Linked DNA regions of Homo sapiens: regions 1 and 2 are each linked to region 3. A link is a contact called in ENCODE Hi-C data. All regions are on one chromosome and are shown on one strand. Each heading gives the region's core, a stretch centred on a gene start or an enhancer-like site at or near the end of the contact. The rest is flanking DNA. Distances are from core to core; before and after follow the strand shown. Region 1 holds the start of TIMM23 (translocase of inner mitochondrial membrane 23). Region 2 has its middle 16 kb from the start of MIR3156-1. Region 3 holds the start of ZFAND4 (zinc finger AN1-type containing 4).

Region 1 (2,700 bases), core at 147-2,646, 300 kb after region 3:
CGGAGTAGCTGGGATTACAGTTGCCCGCCACCACGCTAGGCTAATTTTTTGTGTTTTTAGCAGAGACGGGGTTTCACCATATTGGTAAGGCTGGTCTTGAGCTCCTGACCTCAGGTGATCCACCCGCCCCGGCCTTCCAAAGCGCAGGGATTACAGGCAAAACCACCGCGCCCGGCCTCCATTGCACTCCTGAAACACTTCTTACTTCCTCTTCATCTAACTCCTACTCATTCTACAGTCCTCAGAATAAGCATCTCATCTTCTGGAGGACTATTTTCGATTCCATAAATTCAGTTAGGTAAAACAATCTGTCTTTCATCTATCAGAACATCCATTACCTTTTATTATATTAACTTTTGCTATCGTCTATCTCTCCAGATAGATTTTAAGGTATGAAGGCAGAGGCCAAGTTTCTCTCATTCAACACTGTATACCAGGGACGGGTACAATGCCAGCTTAGACTAATAGCTCTGCACCCTGGGACCCAGAATCTGCACAAGTGAAGTTGTTTTCTTCCTATCTAGAGGCTGAAGCGCCCTACTGTTTTACATACACAATTAGATCTCCTTGACGACTAAGGCAATTTCTCAATCAAACCTGAAGAAGCAAACAGGTGGTGGAGTCTCCTGCCATTTTCCGCCCTGTGAGTGACTGCTCATCAGAGTTTCTCACATCAATCGCACTGGGAAAAATGCGGCCCCATTCACCCACTAGTGGCTTTGGTAGCTCAGCAAGTGGACCTCAGAGTGATGATGCACACAAGACCAGAAAGGAGTGACTGGAGTCCCTGAGACCAGAAGGTTCGGGCCGAGGCGAAGGACAAAGATTTTTATTTTCCCACGTACCAAGCGAGGTGGCGCTGCCTCTGTGCTGTCCCGCCTGCCCTGGGACGCAGGCTGGCGAGGACGGTGGGACCCTGAACTGCACGTGAGCGTCCTTGGGGTCGAGGACGCGCCTCTGCCTGCTCGGAAAGCTCCGGGCGTCCGAAGCAGCCGGCGAAGTTGTAGCGGCGCCCCAGCGGGGTCGCTTGGTGCAGGGTTCACAGCCGGGGCCCGCATTCATGCTGGGACCAGCAGCGCACTGTCCCCGGGCCGGCCCCGGGCGGAGAGCCTCATTTCACTAACCTGAGAGAGATGGACTGCGCGTCCTTCTCAGCGCCTGCCTGCACCATTCCCTCTCTGCCGCTGCCTGCTTCTGCAATTGCTGATCCGCCGGCCTCCCAAGTCAGGCCGTAAACACTCGCCTGCTTTCTCTCTTCCACTGGCACCCCACCTGCCTCAATGCGCCGCTTTGATTCGGGATTCGTTCACTTTCCCACCACCGGAAAGCTGCCGTCAGGCGCTTCCAGCTTCCGGGGCGCACATTGCCGCAAAGCGGAAGTGTGGCGCTTAACGGGAACCGGCGCCCGGAAGGTCAGCGTGTGAAGTAGGCGCTGGCAACGCGGGGTTACCCGCTGTTATTGAGGAGTAACGGCCCAGCGGACCACCCAGGCTTGAGGCAGCGGCGGGAACCACTCGGTTTGCTGCGATACCATGGAAGGAGGCGGGGGAAGCGGCAACAAAACCACAGGGGGATTGGCCGGCTTTTTCGGAGCCGGCGGAGCAGGTTACTCGCACGCGGATTTGGCTGGCGTCCCGCGTAAGTATGGGGCCTAGCTTGCGATTATTTCTGACTGGTTTTTGCGTCTACACTAAGTTGCGCGTCCCATGTTTTATGTTGTTGTTTTTTTTTTCCTTGCTGGCATTTACAAGCTTAAGTACCAGTGGTGGGGTTAGTGTATCTGCATGGCTGCTCTTTCAAGATAGAAAGGCCTAAAAAAGGGCCACGGATCTCCTGGGGAAGCTGTCCGTGATTGACCTGGACTCGCGAGATGATGCATGTTTTCTTAGGTTTATATCCAAGCCTCCTACGTTTTGTGTGTGGTGGGCCGTGTGATTGACCCTTGATTAAGAGTAGAGCCGAGCTTTGGGAGTAAATGTATTCCAAATAGCAAGCCCGTAGTTAACTTTTTAGTACACAGCGACATATTCTGAGCCTCCAAGTAGCCGTCAGGGCAGAATATTCAGTAATATTGTTTGTAAGTGAGAAATAAATGACTTGGGACAGGCTAGGAAACCTTCTTTAGGAGCTAGGAAGTAAGCTGAACTTTAAAGGTGATATATAGACATGAAGAAAGAAGCCAGGTAAGAATTATAGAAACGGAAATAGGCAACATCAAGGTATACAGAGGCATAAATATCTTGCCTTTGCCTCTCCTCGGTCTTGTGAAAATGTTTTCCAGAACTTTGGTACTTTGTAACTGTGGTTGTTCAACTAGATAAATACAACTTGGACCTAAAGATAGGCAGTTGGTCGTGGATAAAGCCTTTACGAAAGTACTTTCTTTTTAGAGAATCCTTGTAATATTTCTCTAGGTATTTTATACTAAGGAACAACAACAACGAAATATGTTCAGACTGTAGTGCAAAAAAATATAAAAGACCTTTCATTTCCCTGGTGTCACCTTTGTCAAAAAACTGAATCTACAACACATGGTGTTTTGTTTCGTTTTTTTGTTTGTTTGTTTTTAGAGTCAGGACCTCGTTCTGTCACCCATATTGGGGTGCGGTGGCATGATTATAGTTCACTGAAGCCTCGCACTCCTGAGCTCAAACAATCCTCCCCTCTAAGCCTCCTAAGTAGCTGGGACTCTAGGTACGT
Region 2 (2,700 bases), core at 14-2,513, 490 kb before region 3:
CTCAAAGACTGTCATGTGGATAGAACTTTGTCCCAGAGAAAGATCATTGTAGCTATCTGTGATTTATTAGCTTTGCATTGGATCCCCATTTTTCAATTCATGGGGGGTGGCAGGGTTCATGTATAGTACAAAAAAAGTGAGTAGAGGAGAGAAACTTAGCAGCTGCGGTCAGGAGGGATGTGGAGACCAGGTTACCTAGGGCCTCTAAAGCCTTTGAAACAAAAATACTTTTATTCTGAGATAGAAACCTGTTGGAAAAATTTCACCAGGTGATTGAGTATGTGAGGAACTTTGATGTTGATTTGTGCTTCAATAAAAAAGAAGGAAAGCATTCCACAGCATAGAATTTACCACCACTAGTCCTGCCCACATATTTTCTTGAGACTTCAGTAAGTTGTGAAGCATTACAGATTCATTAGGGGACAAATGACTAGTGGGATGAATCTGGTGTCTAGTAAGAGAGTACCAGTTTGGCAGGAAGATAATACCTTCTTGTGTCCTTAAGTGGATTCAGTAATAAGCAGGAATGTGTACACATAAAGAAAATAAGCTGAACCAATATATTTGGTGATATTTTTGAAAGTAAATATTGTTAATTTGATAAGGTGATTTACAAATCAATAACAAACATGTCAGGTCACTGTGAGACAACTTCAAAAAAAATTGGCTGATCTCAATAAACAATGTGTGTCTGAGGCTTCACTAGAAGCTGCATCACATTACCACATTAATCTCAAAGTTGAGGTACAGGATTTAATGAAAAAATGATTTCGAATTGAAAGTCAAGTATGTATTAAAAGTAACATGCCAACAGTGAATCTATAGCTGGTGAAATTATATAAATTGTTTTATGATACTAATCTCCATGGGGAGACTTCTTTTATATGTTCATTATAATTAGTTGTATTACAATTTTATTATCATTATAATGTGCTTATTTTTAAAACTGTGGCTATAATTCTGCAATGTTTTTCTTATGATTAAAAATTTTCTCATAATATCTGCCCTCAAGAAGGTTAAAAATTATACATCATTTATCCCACAAGTTGAGAGACTATTCTTCGGATAAACAGTATTTTTCAGTGATTTATGTTGCCATGGTGAGGCAAGCGTTATTTAATCAGAGAAGAATGTTTAATGGAATATTCCAGAAAATTATCTGTCTGAGAGGCTGCCTTAAATACTTCCTAAAATGCTTGCTGAAAAGTCCGGCAAGATGAATATGACTTGGAGGCTGGGTGGCAGGCCGGTTTTTTGGAGGCCGGCCTAGAGCCTGCCTGCATGGGAGTCTGGTCGAATGACAAGTCTTCTGGCAGGGGGAGAGGCTTGCTGGAACGCTGATCGAAATGCTGGCTGCATGGAAGGCCGGTCTTCAGGCTGGCTGGCTGGCTAGGAGGCTGACATAGAGGCTTGCTGGGAGATTTGCCAAGAACCCGGGTGAGAGGCGGCCGACTAGGAGGCTGGCGGAGAGTCCGTGTGAGAGGGTACCTCAAATTCTTGCTAATTTTGCTTGCTGAGGGCCTGGTAGGCTGAGTCCGGCTAAGAGCCTGGTTGTACCAGGCTCGCTTGTTAGGAGGCTGGCTACAAGATCCCGTGAAAGCCTCACGGCTCTACTCAACAAATTTCTCTAGAAAGAGGCCGGAGTGTACAAGGGCTTCACTAGACCACACTTTTTACTGATGTTGGGCCGGATGTGGTGGCGATTAAGGGCAAGGGCGAGCGGCGGGGGCTGGGGCTGGGGCTGGGGCTGGGGCTGGGGAAGGGCGAGTGAGAGGAGCGGCCTCTCTCTTAAAAGGTGGCTGCAGCCATGCAGAGGCTTTCTGCCACTGCTGTCAAGGGCGTGACAAGCCTGGAGTGCCAGAGAGCCTTCACTCAGCTGGTCTACCACCAAAGACTCTTAAGTCATCCACTATAGGGATATCAGAAAGATGCACAGAGCTGCCTCCCGGGGCCACGCCTGGAAGCTTGCAGGGGATGATGTGAAGACGAGGACCATCGACCTGAACATAAAAGATGCGAAGAAGAGGCGCCGTGCCCTGCCTGAGCTGGGGCTGCAGGAGGAGGTGACAGCTGTGGGAGGATCGCCCCTTCAGCGTGGGGTGTGGTGGGTGTCCCCGGGACAAAGGCAGCAGGTGGAAGAGTGGGTCGGCAGCGGGGCAGAAATCTTGGGCCCCGGTATCTGGGCCTTCTTCCTGGGCAGGCCCCCAGTCCTGGGATGGGGGCGCCCTGCAGGGCACAGGGACAAGGCCTGCAGGGCAGAGGGACAAGGCCACCTTAAAATCAACCTCAAACTTTGGCTGCCTTCTCCTTCACTCCCACTGAGGCTGTTGGAAACGCTGGCTGCAAGGGAGGCTGGTTTTGAGGCTGGCTAGTCAGGAGGCCGCCTAAGAGGCTCTCTAAGAGGCGTACTGGGAGGCTGGCCACGCCATTGGTGGCATGGGAGGCTGATTCTGAAGCTGGTTGGCTAAGCGGCTGGCTAACAGACTTACCTAGAGGCTGGCTGGAAGGCTGGCCAAGGCGCGGGCTGCATGGGAGGCTGGTGTACTGAAGGACTCTCTTGAAAAGTAGCATAGAGGCTTGCTGAGAGGCTGGCTCACTGGGAGGCTGGCCTAGAGCCTGTGGGAGAGGCTTTCTGTCTGAGAGGCTGCCATAAACGCTTGCTAAAAGGCCTGCTGAGATCCTGGCAGGCTGAATCTGGCT
Region 3 (2,700 bases), core at 42-2,541:
CATGGAATACTATGCAGCCATAAAAAAAGGATGAGTTCATGTCCTTTGCATGGACATGGATGAAGCTGGAAACCATCATTCTCAGCAAACTGTCACAAGGACAGAAAACCAAACACCGCCATGTTCTCACTCATAGATGGGAACTCAACAATGAGAACACTTGGACACAGGGAGGGGAACATCACACACTGGGGCCTGTCGTGGGGAGTGAGATGGGGGGAGGGATAGCATTAAGAGAAATACGCAATATAAATGACGAGTTAGTCGGTGCAGAAAACCAACATGGCACATGTATAGCTATGTACCAAACCTGCACGTTGTGCACATGTACCCTAGAACTTAAAAAAAAAAAAAAAATCAATTCCCAAAGCATTTCTCTCATTTCTTCTGAAAAGTTTCTAAAAACACAACTCCAAGGATGAAATGGAAGTTAAAGGTAAACAGGCAATAGCGCTGAATACGTAATTTCAGTAACTCAGAATTTTCTCCAACCTCTGCTCTAAAGAAGCTTAGCTACAGAAGAGCAGTTACCTTTGAAACATTTTCCCCAACATAAAGATATCCGGAATGTGAAGCTGCCATTAAAACTGTGACACAGATCTACATTTACTGATACATCAAAACATCCCTAAAGTTCGAAATACGAGCTACAGAATCACATCAACCGCCTAACTTGTCTGTAGCCTAAACTCTAGTCCGGAGTTCATCTGCAAGCGGAATTGGGAAGTATTTCAGAGCCAGCATCTCCTCGCGCCATCCAGGTACCTACACACTTGAGGCCACCGAGTCACCTGCGCAGCCGTTGCTCCTCCAAGACCAATCCGGGCTCCCCAGACCCACCGGCCTGAATCTGGAGGACAGCAGTCCGCGTGACAACAGCGACTCGGAGATCAGCACCCGTCGGGAAAGCCGCGTACCCGTTGAAGCTGGCGTCACGCCCAAAGGAACAAACGCCAGAGCGTGTGTCCTGGGCAAAGGCGGCCCGCCGCTCCGGTCCCCGGGCAGCAGCGGCCGGCGTCAGGCCGCAAGGCGAGGGGCGGGGACAGGACTCTACCCGGCAGCCCAGCGCCGAGCGCCCGCGCCACTCCGGCCTTGCGCCATTCCGGCCCCACGACGGCCGGCGGCGGCAGCGCGGCTGGGCTCAGCGGCTCGCAGCCCGGGCGCCCCCCCTGCCGGCCGCTCGCTAGCTCAGCCTCACCCGCAGTCTTGTCCGCTGGCTCGCTCGCCCGCCTACAGGTCGACAGGGCCCAACGACCCGGCGAGCAACTTCACGGAAGGCACTGGCCGACAACGCTCCGCTGCCGCCGCGCCCCGCCCCTTTGTGACACCACCTACCAATCGCTGGACGGCGCTTTCGCTGCCCTCCAATCAGCGCGGGCGGGGGCAGGCCTGGCCCCCGGACGTGGGCGGTTGCCGGGGCGCCAGGGCCCTGGGGCCTTCTTGGCATTCGCTGGAGGTTGTGAGTTACGAGGCCCGGATGTTGATCTTTTATTACTAGCAACACTGGACCCCTGACTCGTGCCCACGCGGGCGTCTGGAGGGCAGCCGCATGGCCTGCTGGGAACGGCGGGGTTGAAGCCGGAGCCGCCCTCCGTGAGACCCACCGGGGATCCTCTTCCAGGCGCCTGATTTGCTGGAGATAGGCGATACAGGCAGACGCTGTCCAGTCGGTGGCCTCTCCAGAGTGAGGGGCGCTCCTGGTGCGTTTGGGCCGGCCTGTCCTAACAAATCTGCTTTAGGCTTCACCGTCCCCTAATGTTTCTGGCCTCAATTGCCTCATCTGGAAAATGGGGGCATTACCGTGCCTGCTTGAAGACAAAGGCGAAAACAGATAACTTTCTGTAGTCCTCATACAATTTACTGAGAACTGTAGGCCAGGCAATGGAGTAGGCACCCTGGGCTCAAATCCCAGCGTTGGGTAAGCCCAGCCACACCTCCTGCTCCAGTTTCCAAGCTGCTGAGCTGCGGTGTAAACAGTAACTGGCTTCAAGCCAACACCTGCCTTTCAACCTAACATGGGAGCCCACTGCCTCGTTCCGTTCCCCCTACCGATTTTCCAACTCCGTGAACCTCCTTCACTAAGTGGGTTACTCAGCTGACAAAGAATGTCATCTCACTCCCACTGCGGGTTCACTCATCCTCGACTTCTGGCTCAGAGGAGCCAGTCTAATATGAAACTAAACATCTAATCTGTGTCTCCTGTCCTCTCTCATTCTTCTGAGACCCTACCCACCAACTTATCTCCACAGTTCAACGAACTATTGAGCATACACTGGGGGAGTATGGTGAGGCACTGGGCATTGATTCACCAGTCTCGCCGTTGGTTCCTTCTGAAACTCCACATATGCTTAATGCTAAATAGATTGGAGACCTTTGAGGACAGAGCTATGATGGTAATCATCTTTGCATTCCTGAGCCTAGAATAGGGCCTGTGATGGAGACTTACTGAGTAAAAACCTTAGCGTTTCTCACCCTTGCCTGCCCACTTCATTCACACTGGAGAATTGACAGCATGGACCGTGGAGTCAGGCAGGTGTGTTTAAAGCCTTGCCTCCCAATACCAGAAGCTCCATTACCTGGCCAAGTCATTCATTCTTTACAACATCATCATCATTATCATCTGCCATTCTTCAAGTGCCAGATAGTTGATAAGGGTCTTTACGTATTCTCTCCCCATCACAATCCTGCAAAGTTGGTAGT

The links. Hi-C counts contacts between places; a loop is a spot of excess contacts on that map. Pooled maps may share reads with other maps.
Region 1: a map of naive thymus-derived CD4-positive, alpha-beta T cell shows a loop between it and region 3 (8-fold over the local background). The contact joins the promoter of TIMM23 here to the promoter of ZFAND4 in region 3. A Hi-C loop is called at or near these places in 1 of 168 maps with a recorded cell type or tissue (naive thymus-derived CD4-positive, alpha-beta T cell), 1 of 37 single-sample maps with no recorded cell type and 11 of 50 pooled maps.
Region 2: a map of ascending aorta shows a loop between it and region 3 (5-fold over the local background). The contact joins the enhancer-like site here to the promoter of ZFAND4 in region 3. A Hi-C loop is called at or near these places in 1 of 168 maps with a recorded cell type or tissue (ascending aorta) and 2 of 50 pooled maps.

Annotation. Positions count from the first base shown.
Region 1 is chr10:45,971,093-45,973,792 of GRCh38, forward strand. TIMM23 (translocase of inner mitochondrial membrane 23) reads left to right here and starts at 1,397. Exons shown (of 7, transcript NM_006327.4): 1 at 1,397-1,638. The coding sequence starts at 1,533. It also overlaps the pseudogene PARGP1-AGAP4 and the pseudogene PARGP1. RefSeq lists enhancers at 881-1,571, 1,088-1,217.
Region 2 is chr10:45,178,593-45,181,292 of GRCh38, forward strand. It overlaps the pseudogene ANKRD30BP3. Among named protein-coding and RNA genes, the nearest start is that of MIR3156-1, 16 kb to the left of the region's middle. Within about 2 kb of position 1,264, at least 2 of the 41 ENCODE cell types and tissues checked have a DNase peak (open chromatin) inside an H3K27ac peak, as active enhancers do; they include ascending aorta, where a contact is called at or near this core.
Region 3 is chr10:45,671,481-45,674,180 of GRCh38, forward strand. ZFAND4 (zinc finger AN1-type containing 4) reads right to left here and starts at 1,292. Exons shown (of 10, transcript NM_174890.4): 1 at 770-1,292. RefSeq lists a silencer at 875-1,594.